Regions from separate parts of the Homo sapiens genome. Here region 1 is linked to region 2. A link is a loop called in an ENCODE intact Hi-C map of the cell type or tissue named here. Cell type or tissue: heart right ventricle. All regions are shown on one strand. Links, peaks and the distances in the headings refer to the core of each region. The heading gives the core; the rest is flanking DNA. Region 1 overlaps LOC107985876. Region 2 has its middle 65 kb from the start of LINC01819.

Region 1 (4,383 bases), core at 182-4,181, 110 kb before region 2:
CCCAGCCCAGGCACCAGACCTGTGAGTGAAGAAGCCTTGAAACTGATCCTATCCTCAGTCACAGTCTGACTACAGCTTCATGAGACCCCAAGCCAGAACTTCCCAGCTGATCCAAAGAAACCATGAATGATAATAAATGATTATTGTTGTTTTAAACCACTAAGTTTGGAGGTGGTTTGTTATTCAGCAATACATAACCTCTTTTCTAAGTGATCTAGAAAACAGGACAAACAATAATACCTACTTCAAAGGAGGGAAAACAAGTAAGGAGTAAATGAGTTAGACTTTGTAAAGCACTGAGCTCAGGGTCTGGTATGCAGTAAACTCTCAATGAATGCTATTTACCCTTTACAGAGCTTCTCAGTGGCTGGTATCTTGAATGATAGTGAGTCAAACAAAAGTGGTGTTTACTTTAAGTGTACTCTATTTAAGAAGGAACTATGTGCCTGACAGTGAATGTTTGTTGAATAAATGAAAAAAGACAATGATTTTCTTTTTGGGGGGGTGGTCGCTACTCTCCAAAGATGGCCCTGGATGATATTCATTCCCTTCTAGAGTTCCTTCCCGTGCTGAATCTGGTCCAGGCTTGTAATTCACCTTAAGCAGCAAAATATGTCCAAAGTGGTGCCAAGCCATTGCCAGTCCTAAACTTTAATAAGGCTTGGTGACTTCCACTTTATTACTTCTGGGAGCCCTTAGCTGTGATGTAAGAAGTCTGGATACCCTCTTGGAGAAATGCGCATGAAGAGGAGATGTGGAAGGGCCACATGGAGAAGGAGGAGCCCATACAGGACAGCAGGAGAGAAGGAATCCCATCAATGCACCAGTCCCAGCCTAGCCCAGCCCTCCAGGTTCTTTCCAGGGTACCTGACATGTGAGGCCACCATCTTGACTCAGCCAGCCCAGTCTAGCTCCCAGATGACTTCAGTTCCAGCTGCCATCTGGCTGCAGCAGCATAAAAGTCCCTTGGTGAGATCAGTGGAAGAACTGCTCAGCCAACTTATAAAGTTATAAGAGATAATAAATGTTTGTTGTCCATTTTAAGCCACTGCATTTTAGAGTGGTTTGATACATACAGGTAGATAACCAAAAAGTAAGTGCCTAGGACAGCGCCTGCCATACAGCAGGCATTCAATAAATATTGGCTGACTAAATGAATGAACCTCTTCATTCTCTTCCTGTGAAACCTTTTCTGCCTGGGTCTGGGCCTCCTGAGACGCCCTCCTTACCTGCTGCTCACCCCTCCTCACCTGCTGCTCACCCCTCCTCTTCTGCCTTGCCCATGTCCCCCAAGGAATAGGGGACTAAAGTAAAATGGGTGCTCCTGTTGGGTTCCCAAGAGCACAAAACCCTGAAACAGGTCTCCCTTGTGAGGAAATTCCAGGCTGTAGATCTCTAGGTATAATGGAGGCAGGTCTCTGTAAGTTTGTTAAGAGAAAATAGAAGAGAGAATCTGTTCTGGTTCTCTCTTGGGTTTGAATTCCAGTCTCTCCAAGTCCTGACTGTGTGGCAATGAACTGCTGATTCAACCAACTTCCTTATCTGGAAAATGGGTTCAATGTCAAGGCCTTAGTGTAAACAAGTAACCATGACATCCTTGGTACAGCACCTGGAGTGTGGGAGGTGCCATGGGGTCATTAGTGTGTCTGCATCGTGGATGAATCTCATAGACAGGATGAACTAGGTAAGCTGGTCATGAAAGCACATGCTGTTGGTGATTCCATTTCAATGAGGTTCAAAAAGAGGCAAAATTAATTGATGGTGAGAGAAGTTCCAAATCACGGTCACCTCTGAGGGGGACGAATGTTGACTGGGAAGGGGATCCAGGGAATCTTCTGGGGTATTTGCAGTGTTCTACATTTCATCCAGGTGTGTTTGTATGTAAAAGTTCATCAAGCCACGCCATTAAGACGAGTGTGTTTTACTGAGTGTGTTATATCTCCCTAAAGAAGTTGAAAAAATGTTCGCATGTCTCCCCTTCATGCAGGAGTGATCTTCAGGAATTCTCCAATTCTAGGGCCTCTTGCTCCTCATGGGCTCTCTGTCCTGCCCCCTCACCCCAAGTCTGCCCTAGAGCAGCTTTGGCAATGATATCTTCCTGCATTGCATGAATTGGCTGGCACTGCCCAGCCTGGCCTGGGGCTGAGTTCCAGGATGGGAGTCATGTTGAGGGATGCATTAACCTGCTCCTGAGAGGGCAGAGTGGCTGGGCTTGGGTGTCCTCAATGTCTCTGGGGGCTGGTGAGTGGGAAGGGGGCCTCACCCCTATACACGGGGATGTCTGGCTGTGTTGGGGGCCGGGGGTGTTTGGAATAAGCGAGCAACAGCGGCACATCCTTGGCATGACGGGCCCGCTTCCTGGAAGGAGAGCAGGGAGGGGTGCTGCTGAGGGTGTCCAGGTTGGGCTGAAATGAAGAGCCTGTCCTGCTCACAACCCTGCTATTTGGAACCTGGAGCCATGACGTTCCTCAGAGTTTCCATTCTCTGTGCTGCAGCTGTTGGTTACGTGTTTCATTCAAAATGCTTTGCAGGAAGCAGCAGGCTTCACATTCCAGGGTTTGTAGTCATTTTTTCTCTCAGAGCTCTCGGGCTGGGATTAGAATGTTCTTCAAGCCACACTGTCCTCGGCTGGACTCCCCAAGAGGAAGTGGGTGGGTCTCTGGGGGAAGAGAACATAGGCCTAAATGCAGGGACGGAATGAAAAAAGATTGGCCAGGCGTGGTGGGTCACGCCTGTAATCCCAGCACTTTGGGAGACTGAGGCGGGCAGATCACCTGAGGTCAGGAGTTCGAGATCAGACTGGCCGACAAGGTGAAACCCCGTCTCTACTAAAAATACAAAAATTAGCTGGATGTGTTGGTGGGTGCCTGTAATCTCAGCTGCTTGAGAGGCTGAGGCAGGAGAATCACTTGAACCTGGGAGGAGGAGGTTGCAGTGAGCCGAGATTGCACCACTGTATTCCCGACAGAGCAAGATTCCGATTCAAAAAAAAAAAAAAGAAAAAAGATTAAGGCCAGCACAAGTAACTCCTAGAGAGGCCAGCTGAGTTGAGGCCCAGGTATAGTGAAGGGTAGAAAGCTGGTGGGTGGTGGCTCTTGCCCTCCCCAGCGTTAGGCCAAGGAGAACGCAGAGCCTGTGGTGTGTGCACGTGTGTGGTGGGGTGGGGGCAGGGGGCGTGAAACAGACTCAGTGCTGGCCTTTTATCCTGATGGACCCACACTCATGCTTCCTCTCACTGTGGTCACTGCCCTCGGGCTGAGGGAGAGGGTGACATGGGTGTCACTTGCTGAGGCGGCAGCAGGAGACGTATCCTCAGGTTTGGGGCAGGCAGGGGAGCACATTAGCACGTGGACCACATAGATACGTGGATGCAGACAAACAATGACGAATGTTTGCTAGAGTGTCTGCTATGCTCCTGGCACCCGGGTGGGTGTTGGGAATAATACCGCAGGTACAAGACAGACTCTATGGTTGCCATCACAGGAAGGCCTGGCAGAGATGGCCTGGAAGGTGTCCACTGGGATAAGGGAGGGAGAACAGATTCAGGCAGTGGGGGCTGGTAGGCGCCAGGCTCCAGTGGACAGAGATGGGAGCAGGCGAGTGTAGACCGCCGTCGTAGATCCCGGGAAGGAGTGGTACCCAGAGAGTATGAAGGAAGGGCAGAGCCCAGGAAGGAACTTGCAGGGGGTGTGGAGTGGCTGAAGATCTGGAAGGGGAAGGTGACGGACAGATTAAGTCCTGGGGTCCTGAGACAGGGCTCCCTCTCCAAGTCATGAAAAGCCCAGAGGTAGGCTCAAGAGGAGGAGGAGGAGGAGGAGGGGAAGGGGCAGGGGCCACAGGCAGCCACCCCTAATCCAGTGTCACCCTTTCCTTTGCGCTCCTGGGGCAGAGGGAAGGAAACCCTCCCTAAGGGTTAGACCCTCATTAGGCTCTAATGAGAGCCTAAGTCTGGCACTTTAGAGGTGACAAAGCACTTTTGCTTCCCGTGTAGGCAGAATTCTAAATATGGCCCCCAATATTTCCATCCGAACCCCTGAACATGATAAGACATCAAGCCCATGATCATGTGAAATTATATGGCAAAGGGATTTCAAAGACATCATTAAGGATAGAAATCAGTTGACTCTGAGTCCAAGAAAAGAAAGATGAGTTGGTAGGGGCCTAATCGAATCACACGAGCCCTTTAGAAGCAGAGGGTTTTCTCTGGCTGGGGGCAGGAGAGGAAGTCACAGATGTGAAGTGTGAGGGAGGGTTCGATACATCTTTGATGACTTGAAGAAGGAGGGGACCATGTGGAAAGGACTCGAGAGAGAGCAGCTTCGAGGAGCTGATAGAGATCCCTGGCTGACCGCCACCTCAGTCCTGCAACTGCAGGAGTGGAAT
Region 2 (4,383 bases), core at 106-4,105:
AAAAGTTCAAGCAGAACCAGAAGCTCTTTCCAAGGAAGGCATCCCATCCCTAGGAAGACTAAGGGTGACAAGTTGGCTTTTTATTTCAGGCTGAAATCGAACTGAGATGTAGGGACCCACACAACCTCCCACCCACCCCAGCTGAGGGGAGGAAATGAGTGACAACTTGGGGGCAGGTAGTATCGGAGTTCAGGTGTCCCAGGGGAACAGACACCTCTGTGCTACCAGACAGCCCTTCTCTCAAATATTCTGCTCTGTTGTCTCATAAATATCCTCATTCTTACCAAAGCAATGACACCAGTTTAGAGTCTACAAATGATGGCAGCTGTCCTTAGGGAGTGCAGGACCTGGGGAGAAGGGCAGGCTGGGAGCCACAGGTCCTGGGCTGGGCGACAGCCTCTCTGGATCAGCCACCACTCACACCAGCCAGACCCTTTCCTTCCCTCTGCCCCTAGGACTCTACCCTAGAAACTATGGAAGTTTCCCTCCTGAGCGCTCCAGCCCTCACCAGCTCCTTCAGAGAGGGGCCTGCGGTGGACATCCTGTTTCCACGCCCCACTACCCCCACCAGCCACCCCCAACTCAGTGCCCTACCTAGGCCAGCTCTGCCATCACCAGCCCACACAGATCTGTCCACTGGCAAGGGGGACACTCCCCTCCTTTGTGACAAGTGTGGAACCCAGCCCCAAGAAGAAGTGGGGAGAGAAGGGGAACCAGCAGGGCCGGGAGGCCCAGTGGGAGTCCCCTGGGCCCCTCAGGTTTCCCTCTTGACGCAAGATGGGAGATTGAGAGGTGCTAGGCATGTTCCCCAAGAGCTGTTGTAATTTATTTTGTCATTCATTAGTAAGCCCCCTTGCCATAGCAAAGATTCCTAGGAGCTGGGCTCATGGCTTATGCCTGTAATGCTAATACTTTGGGAGTCTGAGGCAAGAGGATCGTTTGAGCCTAGGAGTTCAAGACCAGCCTGGGCAACATGGTAAGACCCCGTTTCTTTCTTTCCTTCCTTCCTTTCCTCCTTTCCGTTCCTCTTTTCCTTTCTTCCCTTCCTTCCTTCTCTCCTTCCTTCCTTCCTTTTTTTTCTTTTCCTGCCAGGCCTTCCAAAGACTTCTGGAACTTGTTCACCTCTTCCTGTCCCTACTTCTCTGCATGCACAGCCTGGGTTACAGATTTTTTTTTTTTTTTTTTTTTTTTGAGACAAGGTCTCACTCCATCACCCAGGCTGGAGTGCAGTGGGCAAATCTCGGCTCACTGCAACCTCCACCTCCTGGGCGCAAGTGATCCTCCCACCTCAGCCTCCGGAGTAGCTGGGACTACAGGCATGCGCCACTAACGGCCGGCTAATTTTTGTGAGTTTTTTTTTCTTTTTTTTTTTTTTGTATGTTTTGTAATTTCGTATTTTTTGTAGAGACAGAGTAGGAGAATCGCTTGGGCCTGGGAGGTGAAGGCTGTAGTGAGCCGTGATCGCGCCACTACACTCCAGCCTGGGTGACAGAGTGAGACACTTTCTCATATATATGTTCCTAGGAACCCCTCCTCCCCAAGCCCCAGCTCGGGGCACTGAACACCTCCTGAGGGCATAGAATGTAGGCAAACCCTGGGAGTCGGGGCTGCTTAGAGAGGCCCCCCACGGTGCCACGCCATGGCCAAACGCCCGCTGGGCTGGGCTGAGAGTTCCCTTATCCGGTAGGGATGCTTCGGAGTGAACCAGCTGACCAGACCCTGTCCGGGGACCCCAGCCGAAAGCAGGACTGGAGGGCTGGAGGAAGACAGGAAGGGCAACAGGGACAGAGTGGAGACGCAGGAGAGCTGGGGACAGGCTGGCAGGCGGGCGGGAGTGACTGGAGCAGGGAGGCCCCGTGAGGGTCCCAGGCGCAGGACGGCTGCCCCCCAGCCGCTCCAGTCGCGTCCCTCTCCACAGAGCGCTTCCCAGCCAGGCCCGCAAGTCCAATCCCAGCAAGACGGCGCCACCTGCTGCGGGGAGTGGGCAGCGCAGCTCACTCCTGTCGGGGGTTTGAGAATTGGGGGAGGGGGTAACTCCCACCCCAGGAATCACCGCCTCTTGTCTCCCCCATCACACCTCTCAGGTGGCCAGTGTGCTGCCCGGCTCCCTACTGGCTCACTCCCCCAGCCCCCTGCCTCCTCTCCTCCAGCCGCCCCCGTGGCCACAGCGTCCTGGGGGGCCTCCCCACGACTGCCAGTTCCGCCCCAGGGCTTCCCCCGTCACAGGCCTCACCGTCCCCCAGAGAAAGGCCAAGGTCCAGTAGGCTGAGCATTCCTCTGGGATGAGGACGGCAGATTGGGGTTGGGATTCGCTGGGCCCGTCCCGAGCTGGAATGCTGGGGTCAAGAGACTTTTCAGAGCAGAGGCCTGGGCTCCGTGTAGGACTTGAATTAGATGCTTTATCTGAGATGAGCTGGGCTGGGTTCAGCCTGTAGGCATGACTGGAGGCTGCCAGGCCTTCCAAAGACTTCTGGAACTTTTTCACCTCTTCCTATCCCTACTTTTTGCATGCATAGCCTGGGTTACTGCTGTCTCCTCCTGGACTCACCCTTTCTAGAACCTTCTCTCTACTGCCCAGCTAATCTTTCTAAACCATGGAGCTGATCCCTCCACACCACTGCTTAAATTCCTGCATAATCTCTCTGTTGTCTTCTGGAAGAAATCCAAACCACCCCACCCAACTAGCAGAGCCACGCTTCTTCTGGCCCTCCCAGCTCCATCTCTCAGCACTCTCCCACCTGTGCCTGATGGTACCTCATACCAGGGATACCTCGTGCCTGCCATACCTCTGCAAGAAGCAGCCCAGGCCTCACCTTCTGACCAGCCCAGCCCTCTCCCAGCAATGTATGCTCCCCATGCACCCATCACACTTCACAGATGTCACCCCTGTACTGGGTATCATCCCTTACTCAACTGTGACCTCTGAGGACAGGGACCTGGCCTTTGTCTCTGTAACCCCAGCACCTGACAGGCATACAGGAATGAATGAATGAATGAATCTGTGGTCAGGGATGACAGCCCAGAAAAATGGCATGCTGACCAAGTAGAAGACTGGTCCAGCCCTCGATTTCTTGCCTTCCCTCTCCCTCTCTGAGCCCTGTCTCTCCCTTCCTGCCTCACTTCTAAGTCCCTCCGGGACCCTACCTTGCCTTCCCTCTGGGAGCTCCCTAGCAGCCTCTCTGTAGCCACGCCACACTCCCCTGTCACCCAGCAGACAGAAACCAGCCCCCTCACTTGGCCAGGCCTCCAAAGGCTTCCCCATCTGACCAGTTTACAGTTACCAAGTCTCCTTCTCCAGGGAAGAGCCACTCAGGGCAGGATGGGGGGCGGGGGCTCTTCTGCCCACTCACAGAAGCCTCCCTGGCTGCCTGACTGGGGTAGCTCACTCTGTCCTCAGAAAGCCCAAATCACTTTGCTTGGACCTCAGACATCTTGTTTTGCACTAGGGACTTTACATCTACCCTGCAATACCATAAGCTTTTGGAAAGCCTGGACCACATGGGGAGGTGTGGCTTTTTTTTTTTTTTTTTTTTTTGAGACAGAGTCTCACTCTGTCACCCAGGCTGGAGTACAGTGGCACAATCTCAGCTCACTGCAACCTCCACATCCTGGGGTCAAGTGATTCTCCTGCCTCAGCCTCCCGAGTAGTTGGGACTATAGGTGTGCACCACCATGCCCAGCTAATTTTTGTATTTTTTTTTTTTTTTTTTTTTGAGAAGGAGTTTCACTCTTGCCACCCAGGCTGGAGTGCGGTGACACAATCTCAGCTCACTGCAACCTCCACCTCCCGGGTTCAAGCGATTCTCCTACGCAGCCTTCTGAGTAGCTGTGATTACAGGCAAGTGCCACCACGCCCAGCTAATTTTTGTATTTTTAGTAGAGGTGGGGTTTCACCGTGTTGGCCAGGCTGGTCTAGGACTCCTGACCTCAGGTGATCCACCCACCTTGGCCTCCCAAAGTGCTGGGATTACAGACGTGAGGCACGGCGCCTGGCCAATTTTTGTATTTTTAGTAGAGATGGGGTTTCCCCATGCTGACCAGGCTGGTTTCAAACTCCTGACCTCAGGTGATCTGCCTGCCTCAGCCTCCGCCTCCCAAAGTGCTAGGACTAAAGGTGTGAACCACCACAGCTGGCCCTTAGGTGTGGCTTTCAATGCTAGGTTGTCATAAAAGACACTGAGGCTTCTGTCTTGCTCTTTCAGATAACTTATTCTGGAGGAAGACACCTGCCATGCCGTGAGGACAGTCAAGCAGTTCTGTGGAGAGATCCATGTGGTGAGAAACAGGGGCCTCCTGTCAACAGGAAGAACAACCTGGCAGGCCTGTCTTGGATTCAGAGCCTCCAGCCCCAGTCGAGCCTTCAGATAACTGCACCCTTGGCTG

Evidence for each region. A loop is a pair of places that touch in the nucleus more often than their neighbours do. Peaks named below come from ENCODE experiments on the same cell type or tissue, not always from the same donor. Only the 100,000 strongest peaks of a DNase experiment are listed, where the experiment ranks them.
Region 1: it touches region 2 in a loop (1.9-fold over the local background); 13 of 110 quality-filtered maps call a loop at or near these places.

What each region holds. Positions count from the first base shown.
Region 1 is chr2:43,084,832-43,089,214 of GRCh38, reverse strand. The region is part of intron 2 of LOC107985876; the gene reads left to right. Among named protein-coding and RNA genes, the nearest start is that of LINC02580, 15 kb to the left of the region's middle. RefSeq lists enhancers at 1,646-2,184, 2,185-2,724, 4,274-4,383. In heart right ventricle, for the core only: no CTCF peak of the experiment used is centred there; DNase peaks (open chromatin) are centred at 2,544 and 3,209; H3K27ac peaks cover 4,000 bases.
Region 2 is chr2:42,972,830-42,977,212 of GRCh38, reverse strand. No RefSeq gene overlaps it. Among named protein-coding and RNA genes, the nearest start is that of LINC01819, 65 kb to the left of the region's middle. In heart right ventricle, for the core only: a CTCF peak has its summit at 1,975 (motif pointing left); DNase peaks (open chromatin) are centred at 1,623 and 1,972; H3K4me3 peaks cover 913 bases; H3K27ac peaks cover 2,389 bases.